Linked DNA regions of Homo sapiens: region 1 is linked to region 2. Evidence: chromatin loops called from intact Hi-C (ENCODE). Cell type or tissue: endothelial cell of umbilical vein. All regions are shown on one strand. Links, peaks and the distances in the headings refer to the core of each region. The heading gives the core; the rest is flanking DNA.

Region 1 (10,891 bases), core at 1,091-9,090, 120 kb before region 2:
CCCTTAGTGATGACAGTCTGGGTCATACCACAACTGAAGCTACCAAGACCAACAAATGCATTACCTGAGGGTAAGGGGAGTCTAGAATTGTTAGTAGAAAGGGAATATAATAAGTTGCGGCCCTAAGACTAGCTGTAACAGTGGGATCTATAGTCTATTCTGAAAACCTTTCTCTTCTAAATTTTTCTTAGGAAGAGAGGCCTACCAAAATCCTTGAGGAGATGTTCTAACAATTTATATAAAGAAGTGAATCCGGCCAGCCATGGTGGCTCACACCTGTAATCCCAGCACTTTGGGAGGCCGAGGAGGGCAGATCACTTGAGGTCAGGAGTTCGAGACCAGCCTGGCCAACATGATGAAACCCCATCTCTACTAAAAATACAAAATTAGCTAGGCGTGGTGGCACACTCCTGTAATCCCAGCTACTCAGGAGGCTGAGGCAGGAGAATTACTTGAATCCGGGAGGTGGAGGTTGCAGTGAGCTGAGATCATGCCACTGTAGTCCAGCCTGGGTGACAGAGCAAGACTCCATCTCAAAAAAAAAAAAAAAAAAAAAGAAGAAGAAGTAAATCCAAGTGGCACCAGGAAAAATTGCAGTAGTCGCTGTGGTCTGTTGCCTAGATCCACCCTAGATCCACCTTCAGGAAGAAAAGGAATTATTTCACCAGTTGCTGGGAGTGCTGTTTATGGCTAGGCCTCAGCTGTGTTAGCCTTGTTGAGGGACTGCTGCAGTTGAAGAAAAACTTCTTTGGCTAACATCCTTTCTCCTTCTAGGGGCTGATCAACACTAGAATATAAAGATCCCAGCCCCCTTATCCCAATTCAAATAATTTTGAAAGACCACTCCAGCTCCAGAGCTTCCTATAGGATTGTTTGAGGCCTTTGTTGGGACTGCATCACAGCTCAACTTCTCCCTCTGCACCAATACTGCCTCCCTCACTTCCATCGGTGTTGATCCCAAGAACACTCTTTAAAAACCACTTGCATGCTACACTTTGTCTCAGAATCTGCTTCCTGGGTAACACAACCTATGACAGTCAATAAACAAAATAAAATCACTGCTATGGTCTGAATGTCTGTGGCCCACCCCGCCAAAATGTATACGTGGAAATCTAATCCCCAATGTGAGAGTATTTGGAGGTGGGGCCTTTGGGGAGTGATTAGATCATGAAGGCTCAAGGAATGTGATTAGTGCCCTATAAAAGAAATCCCATCCATACCATAAGACAGGGTGGGAAAAAAAAAGATAAAAATAAAAAAAACAAAAGCCCAGAGAGATCCCTTGCCTCTTCTACCATCTGAGGACACAATGAAAGATGGCTGTCCATCTATAAACCAGGAAATGGGTCCTCACCAGAACCTGAATCTTCCAGCACCTTGATCTTGGCCTTCTCAGTCTCCACAATTGTGAGAAATAAATTTCTATTGTTTATGAGCCATCTGGTCTATGGTATTTTGTTATAGCAGCCCAAATAGACTAAGACAGTTTCTGTCCATGTTCAGCTTACTTTCTAAACATGGAGAGCCAGACAAAAACCACAAATATCAGAAATAAGTAAATCATTAGATATGTTTGAAGATGATAAGTTCTAAGGAAAAGAGAAAAAAGTAGAGTAGGGTAAGGAGATCAAGAGTGTCTGGGTATAGGAGTAGGCAATGGTAAACAGGATGCAGTATTAAATCAGAGGTCAAGGTATACCTCACTGAGAAAATAATATTTGAGCAAAATTTAAAAGAGGTGAGAGAATTGAACAAGTGGGTATCTGGAGACATTACAGGTAAAGAGAAAAGCGAGAGCACAGACCCTGAGGCAGGAGTCGATGTGTTTCAGGGGCACCCAGCAGACCAATGAGGCTGGAGCAGAGTGAGCAAGAAGGGAAATAAAGTGATAGGAATAGAAATTAGAGAGGGAATGTGGGAATTGAGAGTGTCAGATTGTGTAGGCTGTTTTTTTTTCTTTTTTTTTTGAGTTGGGGTTTTGCTCTTGTTGCCCAGGCTGGAGTGCAATGGCACAATCTCTGCTCACGGCAACCTCCGCCTCCCGGGTTCAAGCAATTCTCCTGCCTCAGCCTCCTGAGTAGCTGGAATTGCAGGCATGTGCCACCACGCCTGGCTAATTTTGTATTTTTAGTAGAGACGGGGTTTCTCCATGTTGGTCAGGCTGGTCTCGAACTCCCAACATCAGGTGATCGCCGGCCTTGGCCTCCCAAAGTACTGGGATTACAGGCCTGAGCTACCGTGCCCGGCCTATGTAGGCTATTTTAAAGACTGTGGGCCATTTTAAAGATGTGGATTTTGCTTTGAATAAAATGAGAACTGTATGCTATTCGTCCTCCTCCAGGAAGCCCTCCTTGACTGTCTCTGGTTAGATTAGGTGCCTCTGTACTCTCACAGCCTCTTGGGCTTCCCCCATAGTAGCACTTATCTATGGTAAATAATTGCTTCATTATCATCTGTATTGCCTGCTCAATTGTGAGCTCCATGAGGACACACTGAAATTATGTTGATTATAGGGGATCTTTGTGAGGATATAGACAGAAATAAGAAAGTCAAGTCAAGATATATAGCCACACGGTTAGACTTCACAGAGATCATAAAAAAACTTAGAGAACTAGAACTGGTTCAGGATACAGCATAGTTCTAGAAATTAGGTGATTTCATTGCTGCCTCTGAATTGGGCATTCATTGATCTCTACTCTTATGTTTCACCGTTATGGTCACTTAGTACTCTGTCCTTGCTTCTATGGCACCCAACACTTCCAACCAATAAGAGTTTATATTTCCAAGGAAAAGGATCTTGTTGGTTTGACCATACCCTAGTCACTAACTCTGTTGGGCAGAGATTTCTTGTTGAGCCACACTGTGGATTCTTGGTCAGCCAATAGATTGGCTGTCTTTGGGTCTGATCTTCATCTTTTTTTTTTTCTTTTCTTTTGAGACAAAGGTTTTCTCTTGTCACCCAGGCTGGAGTGCAATGGCGCAATCTTGGCTCACTGAAGCCTTCGCCTCCTAGGTTCAAGCAATTCTCCTGCTTCAGCTTCCCGAGTAGCTAGGACTACAGGTGCGCACCAGCACGCCCAGCTAATTTTTTTGTACTTTTAGTAGAGACACACCAATTCTGGTTTCAACATGTTGGCCAGGCTGGTCTCGACCTCCTGACCTCAGGTGATCCGCCCGCCTTGGCCTCCCAAAGTGCTGGGATTACAGGTGTGACCCACCGCACCCAGCCAGGTCTTCATCCTTGATCCAGTTTGCTGTGGCCAGGGTGGTAAAGTCACTTAATACCACATGTGGTCATCTATACATAAGAAAGCACCCAGGGCCCCTCCTCTTGGTCAAGAGCTGTAGATGTAGCAGCCACTCATCGGATAATAGATTCCTCTCCAGTACAGCTTAGCATAGTGATTGGCAAATAGGAAATATCAATAAATCCATCAATCTTGTATAGAGTCCTCCTCTCTCAAGGGCCCAGCACAGTCCCTGGAACAGAGTAGACTAAAATAATTATTTTGGAATAGTAGGCCAGTGTATCCAGACAGCATAGCACAGAAAGAAGCAATGTAGAGTAGTGGTTATGCATGTGGATTCTTGTCCTAGACTGCTTAAGTTCAAATTCCAACTCTGCCACCTAGCAACCCTATGACCTTAAGTAAGCTACGTAACCTGTCTGAGACTTAGTTCTTATGCCTGTAAATGAGGCCACAAATGACCCCAACACCATAGGAGTGTTGGGTGCATTACATGAGACAATACACAAAGTACTTTTCTGCATTCCTGGCACATAGTGGTGCCTCGATGGATAGTAGTGCCAGTGCTATTATTTTTGTGAGACTCGTGCTAATGAACATGGAGCTCTAGGCCAAATACTAGTCTGGAAGACAGTAGTCATCATACTATGCAGAGAGCTTCCTAAGGACACACCAGTTCTGAGATGTTCAGGGCCATTGTCACTAGCAAACCCACTGTCTTCCCTGTGCCCTCACCCACCAGGTTATAAGTAACCTGGAGTTTATGGGTCATCCAGACAACTGTTGCTGACTTTAACAAAGAAAGATACTAGGACCCAAACCTTTCTGGGTCCATAATAAATATATTAGTTATTGGTCAACCCGCTGCTATACCTTTAATCTGAAGTGAGGTGGTATCCAGGCAGAGTACGGAGAGAGAGGGAGGCGGGGGCAATGACCACAGCCAAGGATTCTGTAAGTCATAACTCGGTTTCTATGCAAGTTAACCTTAATATATCCAGCATGGAGAAGCCGACTGGTCACCACTTCTAGGCACAAAAGGATCAATGAGAAGGTCGAGGCAGAGACAGATGTCTGCATTTACATGAATATAGACATGTGTGAGGTTGGGGGCTCATTCAGGGCTGGGGCAAGCCCTAGCCCTACACCTTCTTGAACCCCTCTTCAGGCTGGCATACAAACTGGGACTGAGAGCAGATGGAAGGTGAGGCTCTTCTTTGGGACCTACTTAGTCAAGAAGGGCTCACAATGGAGGAGATGACAGGAAGGTTTAGGGAAAGGAATAGGAGTACCTGCCTTGGCTTGGGGTGTGTTGAGGGGTTGGAGGGGTGATGGGCACTGGGAAGGAATAGAGAGAACAGATGGAAGATGGAGTCCCTGCTGCAAGCTGAGCCCTCAGTAGACTGGGCAAGGAACAAGGAGAGATCCCCTTTCCACCAGAGCACCGTAGTGGCCTGCGGTGGACAGGAGCCTGAACAGCTTCCCTTTAGGGCTTTCTGGGGCAGTATGGCCAGGCCTCCTAGTTCCCTCCAGGTGCTCCAACTGTGACAGAGCCTTCCATTTGGCCTGCCCGCACAAGGAGCACCACACAGCCACGCCAACTCCACCTTTACTGTGCACAGCACCCTTGTGGCTTTCAGGCACACTTGTCAAGGGAGAAGCTTTTATCCAGGCAACTAATTGTCTGTTTCCCCACTAATTCAGCTATGAATTTCCTTTGAGGAAATGGTGCCTCAGATACCACCAGGGGGCACTAGGGCCTCTAGGCACCAGGGGCCAAGGAAAATGAAATCCCCTTTCATGAAGGCCCCAAGTCCAGGTTCTGAGCCTCCTGCAGCAGTTCTCTCCAGCAACACCTTGGCGCAGCAGACCAGGGAGGCCGCGTTGTTGGCTTATCTAATGAGAAATGAGAGGACTGGGCCAAAGAGCCCTATTTCTGTCCAGCCCTATACTACCTGCCATAAAATTAAATGATCACAATGAGTACATTAATTACCTGACACGAATGCTTTAACATAACAAAATTATTAGCCATTCTAGATTTAGTGTTTGTACAGCACTTTATATTTGCAAGGGCGTTGCAATAACTTACGCTGCTGAGGGTGCGTTTCAGGCCCCAAACGACATCCTAAAGGGTTTCTTCTGGCCAGCCAGCTGTCTGGCCTCTCCACAGCTGGTCCCCTGCCCTTCTTGTCTTCACTGACTGCTTTTCTTCTCCAGCTGCCACCTGGCGTCTCCTCCTTGCAGCTCCTTCATCTGTTCACTGAATCCCTTTTACCTCAGACAGCCATGAGACAGTGTCTTCACTTGTGCCCATGTTACCTACCTGATCCTGCATCAGAATTAAAGGGCTTAAGGGCAGCAGCCATGGGTCGGGTGGGTCTTGGTGCCCAACAAGCCTCTCTCCTGTTCTGCTAGCTGTGGCTGCAAGTGTGGACACGTGATGGACTCTGCAAACAGTAGGGGCTCTACTATGTAGGGGCTCCGAGTTTTGGGCCTGATGTTGCTCGAACTCCACAGGAACTGACTGCACGTCCCGCCTCAGTTCATTTGTTGAGTGCTCACCTTACCCACATGAGAGCAAGCCCCGGGTCCTTGGGGAGCATGGCATTGAGGAGACTCACTACTGTGCAGATTCAATTCCAGACTGGATGGGATATCACAGGAGACCGCACTAGTAAAACTTGTTGCAGTTGGCTTGAGTGTGAAATCTGCTTCCCAGGCAGAGAGATCAAAGCCCAGTTGATGGATGTGTGTGTACCCAGCTCTCCTTGCTTGCTTTCATCTTCCTTCCAGAAAGAGGAGTAAACATTCAGCTAGTGAGCACTGCAGGTGTTCCCTTGAGTGGAAAGGAATATCACTGACAGCACATAAGACCACCAATGAAGGTATCCATGAGGATACCAAGGGCCTCAAGGAGGATCAAAACGAAGGGCATTTGCAGCAGCAGTTCTAGAATTTTAAGGTAGGAGCATCTTTGGGGCAGCAGCCATTTGGCTGGAAGGCAGCTGGGGAGATGTACCTTGAAGCTACATTTGTATAGCTCATATGATACAGATCAAATGTTTCCTAACGTGTTTTTAGTCATACTTTATGGAAGCTGAGAAAACATCTATTTTTATTTTTATTTTTATTTTTTTATTATACTTTAAGTTTTAGGGTACATGTGCACATTGTGCAGGTTAGTTACATATGTATACATGTGCCATGCTGGTGCGCTGCACCCACTAACGCGTCATCTAGCATTAGGTATATCTCCCAATGCTATCCCGCCCCCCTCCCCCCACCCCCATGTCCAAAAACATCCATTTTTAACATGAAGTATATCATAGTGCATAGTATAGTGGTTAAGAGCAGAATCAAGAGGTGGACTGCTTGGCTACAAATGCCACCTTCATCATTAACCAGCTAGGTGACTTCAGGCAAGGGCTTTAGCTTCTTTGTGCCTCAATCTCCTCATCTATAAAATGTGGATAACTGTAGTGTCTGCATCAGACTTGCCGTTAGGATTAAGTGAATTAATCCACATAAGCCATTTAGCATGTGCTCATTAAGAGTTAGCTGTTATTATTTATTGAGACAGACTTGGAAGGGCCTGGTATTTGGGAGTAAATTTCCAAGTCATTCAAAGTGAGGGAGATAGGGAGAGGGATTCAAGATTTAGGCTAACAGGGGTGTGTGCTGTGGGGTATTGAGGAGCCTCCTAGTAAAGTCCAGAGAATTCCACCTCTAAAGGGGTCTTTGAGGGGAAAGGGCTGTGCTCCAGGTGATCAAAGACCCTCAGCCTTTCTGTGTGCATCAAGTTTGGAGGTTGGGAGCTCCCCAACAACTCCTTTGACTGGACTAGATGTTGCACCAAATGGTAGTAAGGAAAATGAAGCATTCTCTTGCTTTTCCAAGCATAGTCTGGGGGACTCTCCCTAGTCCAAGACACAGCCCCCATCAGACCAGCTGGACTGGAGGACCCTACTCCTCCTGCCCGCCCCCACTGCCCTCCAGGCTCTCTGCCTCCTAGAGACTCTGAAACAGTGGCTGCACCAAGGGAGGGGACATCTGGGTTCCTGGCCCTGACCCAATGGGGAAATGGAGTAGAAATGAGCCAGGCATGCAACGAAACTTCGTCCCTGGTGAGGTCCTGGTAAGTCCCAGGCCCACAGGCTGAGGGTCCTGGGGCATGTAGTGCCACATCTCCCTCTTCAGTGAAACAAGAGGCTCTCACAGAGTTCCTCTGAAAGCCTCTTTCATCAACAAGTCCATTTGTGATTCTGTCTCTTCTTGTGGTGACCACCAGGAAAACGAGAGAGCAGAGCTGCATTCTAGGGTTTTGCTATGACTCTTCTAGGCCCAATCTTAAAACTGAGATGATCATGCCAAACCCCCAGCTCCTCCCCTACACTCCAGACTCAGAGTAAGCTCATTCACCAGGCAAGTGCAAAAAGACCTAGAAGATCTGCCCAGCCAAGAAGGTATGTATTTCCTCCTTGAAACAGCATTTTCAGGAAGACTCTAGATTAAGAATTAGAAAGCCAATGGGAAAACTTCTGACCTTATTGCTTGAGGCGATCCTCTTGCCTAGAGGTCTTCAAAGGTGATTCCTTAGGTCAGGAAGAAAATAGTAGAACTACAATTTATATGTAGTTTTACTGTTAAAATAATGAGCTTTACTGATATTTTACATGAGCATTGAGATGGACATCTTCACTCTTTAAGTCATTTGGTCACCTGTCATGTGAGGGACACGATGCACGCTGAAGGCAGATGGAGATCTCAACAATGTAAGAGTTGACAGTGGTGCCTATGATATGTTGCAGTTAGCATGTGCCTAGTTAAGCGATTTGCTGATTATGTTAACCAGTTTTAGCTAAACATGTCCATAGAATGAACAGATGGTTTAAAAAGATTCCTGCAGATCGGGCATGGTGGCTCACACCTGTAATACTAGCACTTTGGGAGGCTAAGGCGGGTGGATCACCTGAGGTCAGGAGTTCGAGACCAGCCTGGCCAACATGGTGAAACCTCGTCTCTACTAAAAAATACAAAAATTAGCCTGGCGTGGTGGTGGGCGCCTGTAATCCCAGCTACTCAGGAGGCTGAGGCAGGAGAATTGCTTGAACCTGGGAGGCGGAGGTTGCAGTGAACCGAGATCACACCATTGCACTCCAGCCTGGGCAACAAGAGGGAAACTCCGTCTTAAAAAAAAAAAAAAGATTTCTGCAAAGAAAATATGACTTGAAAATAATACAAAAATTCAAACACAAGCCATCACGTCTACTCCTAGTAGGAGCTGTTAGCCAGATGATCAGATATAAGCAATTACAAGCTAATCAGATCTGACAAGAAGTCAGCAAAAACTTTTTGAAATTATTAAGAAGAGTATTTGAAACATAGATATACATACATTCTAATGAATTCTGCCCTAAGCATATATTGTACCATAAGACATTAGCTGATAGTGATAATTTATAAATAAACATATGTATATTAGGGGAATGTATACTTTTTTTACAGATAGGTAGACATGATCAAGAAATTGGGGACCACTATTTTAGCTTATCTGTGGGTCAGGTTTTTTCATCATAAAATGAAAAGGATTATTGTTTTTCGGAAAAGTGATAAGATGAAACTTTATTTCTCTTAATTTGTGATATGTTATTTAGTGTCTGCACTGTCATTTTCTAACTATGAAAACTTGTATGTTTCTTAAAATTATCTGAACTGTGCTTTGCTATATCTATAGATCATTATAGGGTTGTTATGAGAATTATATTAAAAATTTTAAATGTCTGCCATACTGTGGGCCCTTAATAAGTGGCTATATTACTACACATAAAGATATTGCTGAGCAGAAATAATAGGATTAATAAATTAATAAGATAATATTTTGGCACAAAAATTTTTTAAGTGCCTTGAAAGTACCAACTCACTTGAAAATTGCTATGCTGATTAAAATTGACCACTTACCACTCATCGAAAACCACCATGCCAGGCTTTAGGCTAAGTGCTGAGGATAGAGAGATGAGTTTGTCATAGACTCTGGAGACTAGAATTTGGAGCTGGCTTAGTTTAGATGACTATAACAGCCTCCTGCCTAGTCTCCCTGCCTGCATTGTCCCTCACTATTCCCTGGCTCCAGCTTCCACCATCATGTGACTGACAAACCAGTCTTCCTCATCATTTTCATCATTCATTCCCATGCCTGAAAACCTTGTGCTATTACCTCTTCATTTGCTATATACTATCTTATATTATTCAGTAATTTTTATTCCAGTTACTCTTCTCATCTCAGCTGAAACTGTTATAGTTAGTACTTAGAACTTATAGATAAGGTTGCCTTTGAGAGAATTTAACTTAATCAACAGGTGACGAAAGGAGCCCAACCTCTCTGAGGCTCTTGGGAACAGCTACTTGACCACTAATCAGTGGTATTAACACATCTGAGGAAAGAAAGATGTGGTCTGCAATGCGACTTGGAATAGAGGAAAGCCAGAGAGATAAACTTTAGCTGGATGCACCCAACATTATCTGTGGGACAAAGATATTGGAAATAGGGGAGCCTGGGAATTTCAATCATTCCTTCAGGCCTATTTGTTTCTTCTGGCTGGTAAGAGGTCCTGCTTTATGTCTGTTATATTTCTCTGGTTAAGGTACTTAGCATTCTTCTCATCTTTGATCCCCTGGATGAAATATTCTCTTTTTTATTGTGAGTTGTGAGAATACCATCAGGGTACTAGTTTACTAATTCTACCTTCCAGGTACCCACAGACTGAGGTGAGGTGTCTCTGCTAAGATGTAATACATTCTGGTCAATGGAAAATTATATCTTCATTGTGACTTAATTAGCTGGTATTCTGGTTTACACTTCTGAATTTATTCTTTGTGAGTCTGATTATCTAAGTCTCATAATCTCAGTTTATGTGAATCTGATAGTTAGGTAAAGGTCTTAGTGAAAAAGATGTAATTATGGACCAAGAGAAAATATAGAACATTTTTTAAAACTTGTGGTTGAAATGCTTCTTTTAAGTAGGACATAAAATCTCGAAGCTGTAGAGGAAAAAAATTAAAATTTAAAACTGTATAATAAAAAACTATAAACAAATTTGAAAGACATGATAGGCTGGGATCACATATTTGCAACATACATAATAAATAAAGGATTAATAGCTATAATATATGAAAAGAACCTAATAATGAATAAGGAAAAGCCAACCCAAAAGAAAAACAGGTGAAGGATATGAATTAGAAAAGTCACAGAAAATATGTTCGATATTAATATGTCTAATAAACATTTGAAAAATAGTTCAAGTTCACTTTTAACTAAAGAAATGAAATTAAATTAGCAGTGATATGCCCCTTCCATAAGATTGATGTAATTTTAAAAAGATACATGAGAGGGTGTCTTAGTTTGGGCTGCTGTAACAAAGTATCATAGACTGGGTGGCTTATAAACAACAGGAATTTATTTCTCAAAGATCTGGGGGCTGGAAGCCTGAGATCAGGGTTCTGGTGAGGGCTTGCAGACAACACAGTTGCACACAGCCAACTCTTCTGGGTTGCAGACAGCAGACTTCTTGTATCCTCACTTGGTTGAAAGAGGACAAGAGAGCTCTCTAGGGTCTTTTTTGCAAATGACCTAATTAACTCCT
Region 2 (10,891 bases), core at 1,883-9,882:
GGAGGCGGAGGTTGCAGTGAGCCAAAATCACACCATTGCACTCCAGCCTGGGCAACAAGAGCAGAAACTCTGTCAAAAAAAAAAAAAAAAAGAATCATGAGGACTTGAACTGGAGCAGTAATGGTGGGGATGGTGGAGAAGGGATGAAGGGATAAACTTAAGAGACATTACGGGGCTAGACAATCTATTAGACTTGCTAAAAATATGATTGATGTACAAGCGAGAAAAAGAAATTAATTCAACTAGAGATATTCTCAGACATGCATGAAATAGCATTTGCAGCATTGTTTGAAACAGCAAAAGTTTGAGACAACCTAAATGTTCCTCTCTAGGGAGCAGGTTAAAAAAATCATAATTTTTTTGCATGGTACAGGCATAACATGGAGCACCAGGCAGCCACCAAAATGAATGAGACAGCTGTTTAGATTACTAATATGCAGTGACCTCCAAGACATATTGTTAAAAAGAAAAAAAAAAGATACAGAACACTAGATTTAATATGCCTCCATTTGTGGAAATGTATTTGTTTGCATATGAAAAAAATATCTGCAAAAGAAACAGATAAAATTGTTTCTTGGGAAGCAGACTCCAGGATCTGGGTAAAAAGAAGACTTTTGCTCTTTCTTTTGGTACCTTTAGAATTTTGAATCCTGTCAATGTATTATTACCTATCAAAAAAAGTAGATAGAATTTAATAAAAACAAATCTCTAACTTGTCTTTTAAAAAGAAGAATCACTTCACAATGAAATTTCTAAGATGCGTGCCTGGGAGTAATGAATAGCACCATTAACAGAAACAGGCCAAGCACAGTGGCTCACGCCTGTAATCCCAGCACTTTGGGAGGCTGAGGCAGGAGGATTGCTTGAGCCCAGGAGTTCAAGACCACCCTGGGCAACATCGCAAGACCTCATCTCTACCAAAAATTTAAAAATTAGCTGGGTGTGGTGGCACACACCTGTAGTCCCAGCTACTCCGGAGGCTGAGGTGGGAGGATCACTTGAGGCTGGGAGGTTGAGGCTGCAATGAGCCATGATCATGCCACTGCACTCCAACCTGGACAACAGAGTGAGACCCTGTCTCAAAAAACAAATAAACAAATAAAACCAGAAACAAAAGATACAAAAAAAAAAAAAGAATAGATTTGGCTGGCAAGATAAATATTTTTAGACTACCACAGTGCTTGGCACAGAGCAGTTGATAATTAAATATCTACTTAATTAATTCAGTAGTGCTAGGCACGAAGGTTACAGCAAGATGATCTCTAAGACTGCTTTCAAAGAATAGATAGTGTAATGGGAATACAGACAACTTAAAAAGTAGTTACAATGAAATGGGGCTGGTACAGATTGCTTTGGAAGCATGTAGTTAGTAAGGGAACGTAACCTAATTTAGTTAGGAGAATGCAGGAGACCTAAAAAATGAATAAAAGTTAGCCAGGGATTACAGGTGTGCGCCACCATGTCCAGCTAATTTTTGTATTTTTAATAGAGACGGGGTTTCACCATGTTGACCAGGCTGGTCTCAAACTCCTGACCTTGTGATCTGCCCACCTTGGCCTCCCAAAGTGCTGGGATTACAGACATTAGCCACAGCGCCTGGCCTGACAAAGAGCTTTCTAGCAGAATAAACTTTGTATATATTGGCCCAGAGGTAAGAGGGTAACAGAAAATAGATCGGGAGAGCTACAGCTCTGGGAAGACAGACATCTGTTTTGCTCCCTGCTGTATCCCAGCATTTAGAGTAGTGTCTAGCACCTTAGTAACCACTCAGCATATGCTTACTGGATGGATGAATGAATGAGTGAATGAACCAGTGGCAAGAGATGATGCTGGAGAGGTAGACAAGGGTCAGTTCGTGCAGGGCTTTTATATATATGCCTTGCTAAGAAGCTTACACTGAATCCTAAAGACTACGGGAAGCTACTGAAGAGGGGCAGAACATGCTCAGATCTGGGTTTTAGAAGGAGCCGTGTAGCTGCAAAGTGGAGAATAAAGAGTAGCTGAGGGATAGCCCAGGTGATGGGGTGGACAGGGGGACCATCCTCCAAGGTGGAAGGACAAATCAATTTGAAGGGGAGAATGAGCTCAGCTTTTGACAAACTGAATTTCAGGTGCCTATGGGAAATCCCAGTGAAGCTGGGGATACAGAGAGTTTTGTGAGGATGGAAATCAGAGGGATCTGGGCTGATGATAGAGAGTCAGAGTCACTAATATTTATAACTGAAGCTGTGGGAGTGAATGAGATATCTCTGGAAGAGGGATAGACAGGCATGAGAATGAATGAATTCATGAATGAATGAAATGCAAAGCCCTGCTCTGAACAGCTTTGGCTAAAGACCTGAGGAATGATTAATGCTAAGGAAAAAAGGGGAAGACTTAAATTAATGAACCACTGCTCCCTCTCAATCCCATGCTGCAGAGCTGAGTCCAAGGGGAAAAAGCCACATGCCCCGGCGTAGGAAAGGGTGACTTGTCACTTCAGCAGGTCCCACTTTTCACCCCTGCCCTTGGCCACCTCCACAGTGGCATGGTTTTCTAGTCCAGGGTGGTGCTGCTGTGTAGCAGATGCATGTGGTGTGGGCTGATGGCCCAGAGCACAGCTCTTCTCTAGCTCTTCCCCTCCCCCCAGCACTGAAACAGCCTCCCCGTCCTCCTAGCAAGTTGCTAAAATTAAAACTTAATCAAGCCAGCTCACTTGGGGATGTGGAATAATTTTGCAGCTCACCCCAGAGAGCAGGGAACTGCTGGGGCAGACAGTGTGAGAGCTGCGGGCGGCACCTCCACCTTCTTGTGGTCCTCCTCCAAACTCCTGTTGGATGGAAAAACTGTGCTGCCTGCCTCCTGCTGGCTTGGTGATTGCCTCAAAGGTGAAGAGTCCTGGCCTGTAATGTCTCCTCTGTGACACTGGCCTAGGGATGGGGATAGGACCCCTGGGACAGTTTCTTCTCTGGCCAGTTCTGCCATTTTCCCTAGATGCTAAGCAACGGTTACACTAGTGTCCCCTTTCCAATAAATTCTGGGCCTTCAAGCCTAGAATTCCCAAGGCATCTCTAGAGGTCCCGTTAAAACAATGCCATCATGACAGACATATTTGATATGTTTGTCTCATCCTTTCCAGTTGTGCCTACCCTACCCACAGTCCAGATACTTTCATAAGGGTCTTCATGGTTCTTGGCACGTATCTATATGATAATCTCCCCTTCCCTGACACACACACACACACACACACACACAGAGTATTGCATTGTTAATACCTGGTCATTCTGTGCTTAGAGACCAAGGTTTTCCTGTATAAAACAACCCTAGGAGTCTCAACCACCAGTGTGGGATAATATCCTCAAGTCTTGAGGGAACATCAGGTCTCATCAGGGTGTGATCAGCCCACAGTTTGTGCCAGTTCCTTTCATCCGCCTGTGGGTGACAATCCCTTCTTGTCCCATCACCACCATGTGATAATCCTCGCCTCCAGCCTTAATATTGTCTAATTGTATGAGACAATCTGTCCAAACAGGTCTTCCTGTGTTAAGGTCAGACCTCGTGAGTATGTGATCATCCCCATCCCTTTCCTTGGTACATGCAAATCTCTCCATTCCCCCAAGTTCAACAATTCCCCTCATCCCTGGTTCATTTACTAGCCACCTTATTGAGCACCTACTATACTGCTGCAAGCACCCCTTTTCTCGTGTCTCCCCTCTTTCTGCTGGAAGTTGCTTCCTAATTGTTAGGATAAATCTTTCTGCAAAGGTAATTATAATTCTTCTCATCTGAACTCCCGAGGGATCTGGACTGGCGCCAAAGGCAAAGGTGCTTGATACTTGGAAAGCTGCTTGTGCTTCCACGTTAAGCAAAAACCAGTGGGGAAAAGCCTGGCCTGGCCAAGTAGGCTGCTGGCTGGAGCCATGGATCAGCCATGGCCTGGCCCCGACCGAGCTCTGACAGTGGTTGCTTCCGGAGACCCAGGCGTGCCAGAAGGAAAGCAACATTTACTATGGGATATATTTGGTGAGTGGCGAAGGTCCCTATTTCTTTCATTTATAGATTCATCCTTCCAATCTACACTTTTTTCTGGGTTCCTAGAAAAGAAAGAACCATTGGCAGATGTGTGGTGTAACTCCAGAGGTCCACATGCTCTTGATAATACCGTCCTACCCCAAGCTCCAGCACACACAGCCTCACCACCCAATTCTGCCCAAGAGTGTACCAGGACCGATGTCACCAAGCTCTCCATTTGCTTCAGTCACTACACAAGCTCCCTGACTCCCAGGAAGCCTTCGTTCCTGTAGGGCTCTGTATACCCCATTATCTAGTGGTGCTCAACCTTGCTTGCATATTGGAACCACTAAGTAAACTTTCAAAAATACTGATATCCTTGAAGTCCCCCTCCCTGCCAGATCATAAGGAAATTGATTCTGGAGCGCAGGCTCACAACTGGGAGTTTTCATTTTCCTGGTGATCCTAATGTTGTGCAGCCGTGGTTGAGACCTGCTGCCCTCATCTGACCCCATGTCTGACCCCTCAACTGCCACAACCCATCAAAACCCTCTATACCAGGGATTCTCAAACTTACTATCATCAAGTCTTTCAACAGGACTTGTTAAAACATGGATCGCTGGGCCCCACGCCCAGAGTTTCTGATTCGGTAGGTCTAGAGACCCCCAAGGATGCGCATTTCTGAGAAGTTCCCAAGTGGTGCTGATGGTGCTGCTGTTCCAAGGGCCACACTCAGATAATCGTTTTCAATATCCTGCTCATTTGGTTCCTTGACCTTCTCTCCCCCAATAAACTTGTCCTCTATCCCACCTCAGTCACAGACTCTGATATTCATCCCGAAATCTTGTCATTACCAGTAATTATACCCCTTCCTAATAACCAACTTAAACATCCTGCTCTCCAACTGCCAATTTACTCCTGGTAGTGACCCAATTCCAACTCCAATGGGAAGGACTGCACCCTATTGACCCTGCCTGCCTTTCATGTCCCCCACCCCATCTCACCTAACTTCTTTCCTAATGTAGCTTAGATTATCTTCTAGTAATTGTCTCCCTGAATCTCACCATCAGAGCTTCCCTTTCTGCTGGAAGCTCTGATGCACACAAACGTGCAAAAATATTTACCATCTATTTTAAAAGCCTTCCATTTCCCCCTGTAGCTACCTCTCCATTTCTCTGTTCCCCTTTAGGTCACCCCCTCTCCTTTCATTCTCAGGTGAACCCTCACTAGTCAGATTTTTCCCTATCCTTCCTGTGAAATGGCTTTTGTCCAGGTCACTAGTGACCTCCCTATTGCCAAATCCAACAGCCAGTCCTCAGTGCATATCATACTCAATCTGTCACTCCCGTCTTCTAGAAACACTTTCCTCACTCCGCTTCTAGGACACACCCTCTGTTGGTTCTCCTTCTTCCTCACTGCTTGTTCCTCTTGCTGGTTCCTCCTCCTTTCAGTGATGCTAAACTTTGGAGTACCCTTGACTTAGTCCTCAGATTTCCCTTCTCCTTTATCCGCACTACCTTCCCAGGTGATCCCTCCAGGGCTTCATACCAGCTCCATGGTGACTCCCAAATTTATATCTCTAGCCTAGACCTCTCCCCTGAACTACAAATTCACCAACTCCACTGCTTACTGGACATCTCCAATTGGATGTCTAACAGGCAGCTCAAATGTTAAGTCCAAAACTGAACTCCTTATTCTAACTGCACAGGATCAAATGATTATGTCCTTTATCTCTACCCTGCCCGTCAATAGCCACTCCAGTCTTCCAGTTGGATCAGGCCAAAACATTGAAGTTATCCTGGACTCTGGTCTCCCACACCATTCATACTGCCTATCAGCAAATCCTGTTGGTTCCCAAATCTGACAGCTTCTCTCCATCTCTACCACATGACCCTGGACCAAGCCACTACTACTATCTCTCACCTAGACAATTTCAACAGAGTCCTTAGGTTTTCCTGCTTCTACCCTTGTTCCGGCCCTTTTAATACATAAATCAAATTCTGTGACTCCTCTGGCTTGCCATTCGTTCAAAGTAAGATCCAAACCTCTCTACAGGCATGAGAGACCTACCCTCTCTGGCCTCCCTGCCCTCTGGGCTCACAGGCTACACACGCTGCCCTTGGGTCTCCACCTTAGCCTTTTAGTTCCTTAATTAACAGCTTAGAGCCTTTGCTCTTGCAGTTCCCTTGGGCTGGAAGTCTCTTTTCTCAGACGCTCCTTCCTATGTCTAAATTCTGCCTGTATCTGGAGACTTCCCTAACACACCCCCGCTGCCACCCGCATCTCACATACTCCCCACCTGGCACTCTCTGGCTCCTTGTCTTGCTCTCTTTTTCTGGGTGGACTTGTGTCTGAAATATGTATTGATTTGCTGATTGTCTGTCTCACCCACTGGAATGTAAGCGCTGCAAGGAGAACTTTGTTCTGTTCACTGCTGTTTCCCCAATGAGCGTGTATGATAGGTGCTCAATGAGTACTTGTTGAATTAATTAATTAATGGAAGCGTGTTTAGACCTTTCCTCCCCAGCGGCTGCAGCTCTGTACAAGGAGGTGTCCCAGGCTGCCTGTCTCCATTCTCTAATAGCCTCCTGGCCACCACCTGGGCATCCCCCTCCCCAGAGCCTGCCAGACCATTCTAATTGCCGCTGCTGCTGAGGGAGGGAGTCTCTAAAGAGAGAGGAGGGAGGGAGGAGCTCCATCTGGTGTCCAGGAAAATAAGGGAGCCAGCTTTGGTCTGCGGCTCCAGGTCCACCCTGGAGTCCACAACGTGGGGCTCGGGAGCCAGGGGCGAAGCACCCTTCGGGCATAGACGGGCCCTTGGCTCTTCTGTCCTGTCAGAGAGTGGGCCTGGGGGCCCCATAGAGGCCCCTCGATTTGGCCAACTGAGCGGGACCCAGCACAAGGCCTCCAGGCTGCAGAAGGCTGTGGGGGTGGGGGTGGGGGTGGGGGTATCGGGAGACAATAGGAGAGCCCAGAGCCAGCTCTCCCTTTCCACCAGCCCGAGTGACACAGTGACACAAAGGGAGAGTCTTGTGCTTGGGGGAGGGGGTGGGGAGAGCCCTTTGTCCCGCTATTTTCTACATTGCTGGGGGTGGGGAGTGGGAAGGGTGTGGGGGGGTGACCAGCGGCTGTCAGTATGGGGAGGAGTAGAGAGTGGTGCAGAGGCCCTGGAAAGTTTTTGAATTTCAATCAGGTTGGCTTTGAAAGAGTTTGGCTTTTGTTGAAAGAAAGAGAAAGGTTAATGCTAGAGTTGAGGGGGAGGGGGTGGATTCTGCAGATAGAGTCCTGTTTGCAGGCCGGTCAGCTGTGGGACACCCAGGCTGGCAGAAAGGCTGGGGATGGGTGAGCAGAGGAGGAGCAGGCGTCCCATTTCCCTTCCCGGGCCCAGGTGGAGGAAGGCTGGGCAGAGAAGCATGGGGTTATTGGGTGTGGGCAGAACTGGTCAAGAAAGGAAAGCAATGCGGCCAAGCAGGACAATTTCTTTCTTCCTTTTGCATGCCTTACAGAGCCTTTGACTTTTTAAGCCAGGAAAGAATGAAGTTCCCTCCCTCTCTCCCCTCCGTTTCTACTCCACCCAAGCACAGCGGCGGCGGCAGAGCACTTGTCAGGGCTGACTTTGTGACAAGTGCAGGCTTGGTTGGTGCAGGAGAGGGGGGCTGGGTGGCTTGGGACCTCTTAGTGCTCAGGAATCAGCTGTTTTCTCCGCTCTTACCCTCTGCTGACCCTCCTCTGCACTCTAATTGCTCCAAAAAGAAGCATAAAAATGTGGAGCTATTATACTCTTTGAAATAGGCAGCATACTGCTTTCTCAATGTTGGGAGAAAAAGAAGGAGGAGGAAGGGAGCTACAGCCACGCAGCAGGCTAGAGATCTGCAATTCCAAGTTGGGGAGTGGGCACCTGGCATTCCCCAGCTGACTTCACACCACTGAAACACACACACACACACACACACACACACACACACACACACACACACACTTTGTAAGGCTCCTGGCTGCAGTATGATCCTTTGTCTCTCTCTCTCTCTCTCTCTCTCACACACACACACACACACACACACCATACACGCTCACACACACACATACACTTTATGAGGCTCCTGGCTAAGGCTGCCGCATGATCCAGTGTTCTGGGAGTCCCAGTGTATTCTGGGAGTCTACTGGGGCAGTCAGTTCTCTAAATGGCACCACTGTGTGTTCTCAGCTCTAGGGGTTCTACAACCATAAAGATAACTCCAGAACCAATCCCTGAATTCCAGCCTGAAAATATTTGAGAGGAGAAAGATCAGAGGAAGAGGGAAAGAGAATATAAAAATGGGATTATTCTTATTTTGACATGTAATAACCATCTGCATGGTATTAGGCCTCATCTTCCTGGAGCAAATATTCATGCACTAAATAATTTGCTCAGCATTCCTTGTGTTAGACATTGTGCCAGGCCCTAGGAGACACAGAGGAAATAAGAGCTGTCCCTGCCCTGAAGGAGCTTATTCTTAAACAGAAAAGCAAATGGAGAATAAATAATTCTAATCCAATGAGATAATATCACACATGCCACACAATACATTGTAACATACATCACATTTAACTTCATTTGACAAGCGAATACTACAGAAAAACGTGTGAATTATTATTATTATTATTATTAAATTATTATTTTAGAGACAGAGTGCTAACTCAGTCGCCCAGGCTGGTGTGCAGTGATGAGATCGTAACTCACTGCAGCCTTGACTTCCTGTGCTCAAGCGATCCTCCTGCTTCAGCCTCTCCAGTAGCTGGGACTATAGAAGCACGTTGTCATGCCTGACTAATTTTTTCTATTTTTATTTTTGGAGAGATGGGGTCTTGCTGTGTTGCCCAGGCTGCATTTTTTAAGATTTCATTGATATTTTTTACTTTAATGTTGGGTGCATTTGAAGTGTTTACCAAGGGCCAGGCGCAGTGGCTCACACCTATAATCCCAGCACTTTTGGAGGCCTAGATGGGCAGATCATTTGAGGTCAGAAGTTCGAGACCAGTCTGGCCAACATGGTGAAACCCCGTCTCTGCTGAAAATACAAAAATTAGCTGGGTATGGTGGCACATGCCTGTAATCCCAGCTATTTGGGAGGCTGAGGCAGGAGAATCACTTGAACCTGGAAGGCAGAGGTTGCAGTGAACCGAGATTGCGCTACTGCACTCCAGCCTGGGTGACAGAGCCAGATGCTGTCTCAAAAAAAAAAAAAAAAAAAAAAGAAGCGTTTACCAAGGAAAGCATTTTGGAGGTGAAAACGTGTCCCACCAAGCAAAAAGAGGATTGGACTCCAAATGCAGGCCAAGGGAAGAAAGAGGAGAATGTCCATGTGTGCATACATTAGTGTGCTGGGAAGACCTCCATGCCCACACTGCCCTCATCCAATACCACATTAAAAGTATTTTGCTGGTTTACTTGTCCATCTGATTTGCAGCCACATATAATCTCAGACACCCCCTGTTCCGCCCTCTGCCACATCACCTCCCACAGGAGAGAAACAGCTATCCCAGGCCATTCTGTTCCCCTTTCAAGGCCAGATCTGAGGTGAAGAGAAGGCATTGAGAAAGTTAACCCAAGGAAGAATTTTAGGCTAGTGTTTTCAAAGCTTGGACCAACAGCATCAGCATCACCTGGGAATTTAGAAATGCAAATCCTCAGGCGCCACCCTAGGCCTACTGAACTGAAAGCTCTGGGTGTGGGGCCCAGCCATCCGTGGGTTGTTTTTTGTTTTTTTTTTAGACAGAGTCTGCTGTTGGCCAGGCTGGGGTGCAGTGGCACAGTCTCGGCTCACTACAACCTCCACGTCTTGGGTTCAAGCGATTCTCCTGATTCAGCCTCCTGAGTAGCTGGGACTACAGGTGCGTGCCACCATGCCCAGCTAATTGTTTTTATTTTTAGTAGAGATGGGTTTCACTGTGTTAGCCAGGATGGTCTCGATCTCCTGACCTTGTGATCCACCTGCCTCAGCCTCCCAAAGTACTGGGATTACAGGCATGAGCCACCGTGCCCGGCCGCCATCCGTGTTTTAACAGGCTCTCAGATCATTCTGATGCTCCGTAAAGTTCTAGGTATGCTGATCAATGTTGCCACCCTTGGTTAGATCTTCCTGATGCACTTCAAAAATAACTTGCTCTGGTAGAAGCCAGGGGGCTAATGGGGGCCAATCCAGCCCAGCACCTAAGTCTTTTGGTTAGTTCTTGGGCTAATCTGCCCAAGGATGTGGATATGAATGGCTGGGACACGGACACTTTTAAGGACCCCGTTATCTGGGATGTCTGGGCCCTGACCCTTCTGAGCCTTGACTGGCCCCCTGTGCTCATATTCAGAGCATGGGACCTGGCAGAAGTTCGAGGGGCTGATCCAGTATGGCAGGTCCCTTTGAGAGTCCTCTTAGGGATCCGGGTTTGTGACAGCACATGACACGATTTGGCTCTCTGGAGCTTCTGGGTGGGCGGGTATAATGAAAGGATGGTTAGAATTGGAAAGAGCAGTGAGGGAGAGAGCAAAGTCCCCTCTTCCATATCTGATTTTGTAAGCAGCTTCTGATACCTCAGTGACAAGATCCCAGCACCTGTGTCTCATTGGCATCAGTATCTTTTTTGGCACAGACCGAGAATCTCTTTTTGGAAAATTCCCTTGCCAAAAGCACGTGACCATATCTGTCTTAAGAAGCTGGCACCTATCCTTTTTTTCAAATTTGTCTCTGGCCTCTCTTCCCTCTCCCAATGTTCCCTTTCACCTTGAGCTAGAAACATGTGGTATCCTCAGGGCCATTTCAGATTGATGCAACCACATCACTGGTTCTGACCTGTAAAAGTAAAGGCTAAGAATTCCTTTCAGAGGGGAAGAAAAACTATCATGAACTAGACATGAAATAGCCAAGCACTG

Evidence for each region. Hi-C counts contacts between places; a loop is a spot of excess contacts. Peaks named below come from ENCODE experiments on the same cell type or tissue, not always from the same donor. Only the 100,000 strongest peaks of a DNase experiment are listed, where the experiment ranks them.
Region 1: a loop joins it to region 2, with 21 times the contacts of the local background. A loop is called at or near these places in 29 of 110 quality-filtered maps.

What each region holds. Positions count from the first base shown.
Region 1 is chr1:44,373,389-44,384,279 of GRCh38, forward strand. No RefSeq gene overlaps it. Among named protein-coding and RNA genes, the nearest start is that of ERI3, 24 kb to the left of the region's middle. RefSeq lists an enhancer at 318-487 and a silencer at 874-1,084. In endothelial cell of umbilical vein, for the core only: a CTCF peak has its summit at 4,975 (motif pointing right); a DNase peak (open chromatin) is centred at 5,003.
Region 2 is chr1:44,494,132-44,505,022 of GRCh38, forward strand. All of the region lies in intron 2 of RNF220 (ring finger protein 220), which reads left to right. Among named protein-coding and RNA genes, the nearest start is that of MIR5584, 46 kb to the right of the region's middle. RefSeq lists an enhancer at 2,147-2,647. In endothelial cell of umbilical vein, for the core only: no CTCF peak of the experiment used is centred there; a DNase peak (open chromatin) is centred at 6,670; H3K27me3 peaks cover 2,411 bases.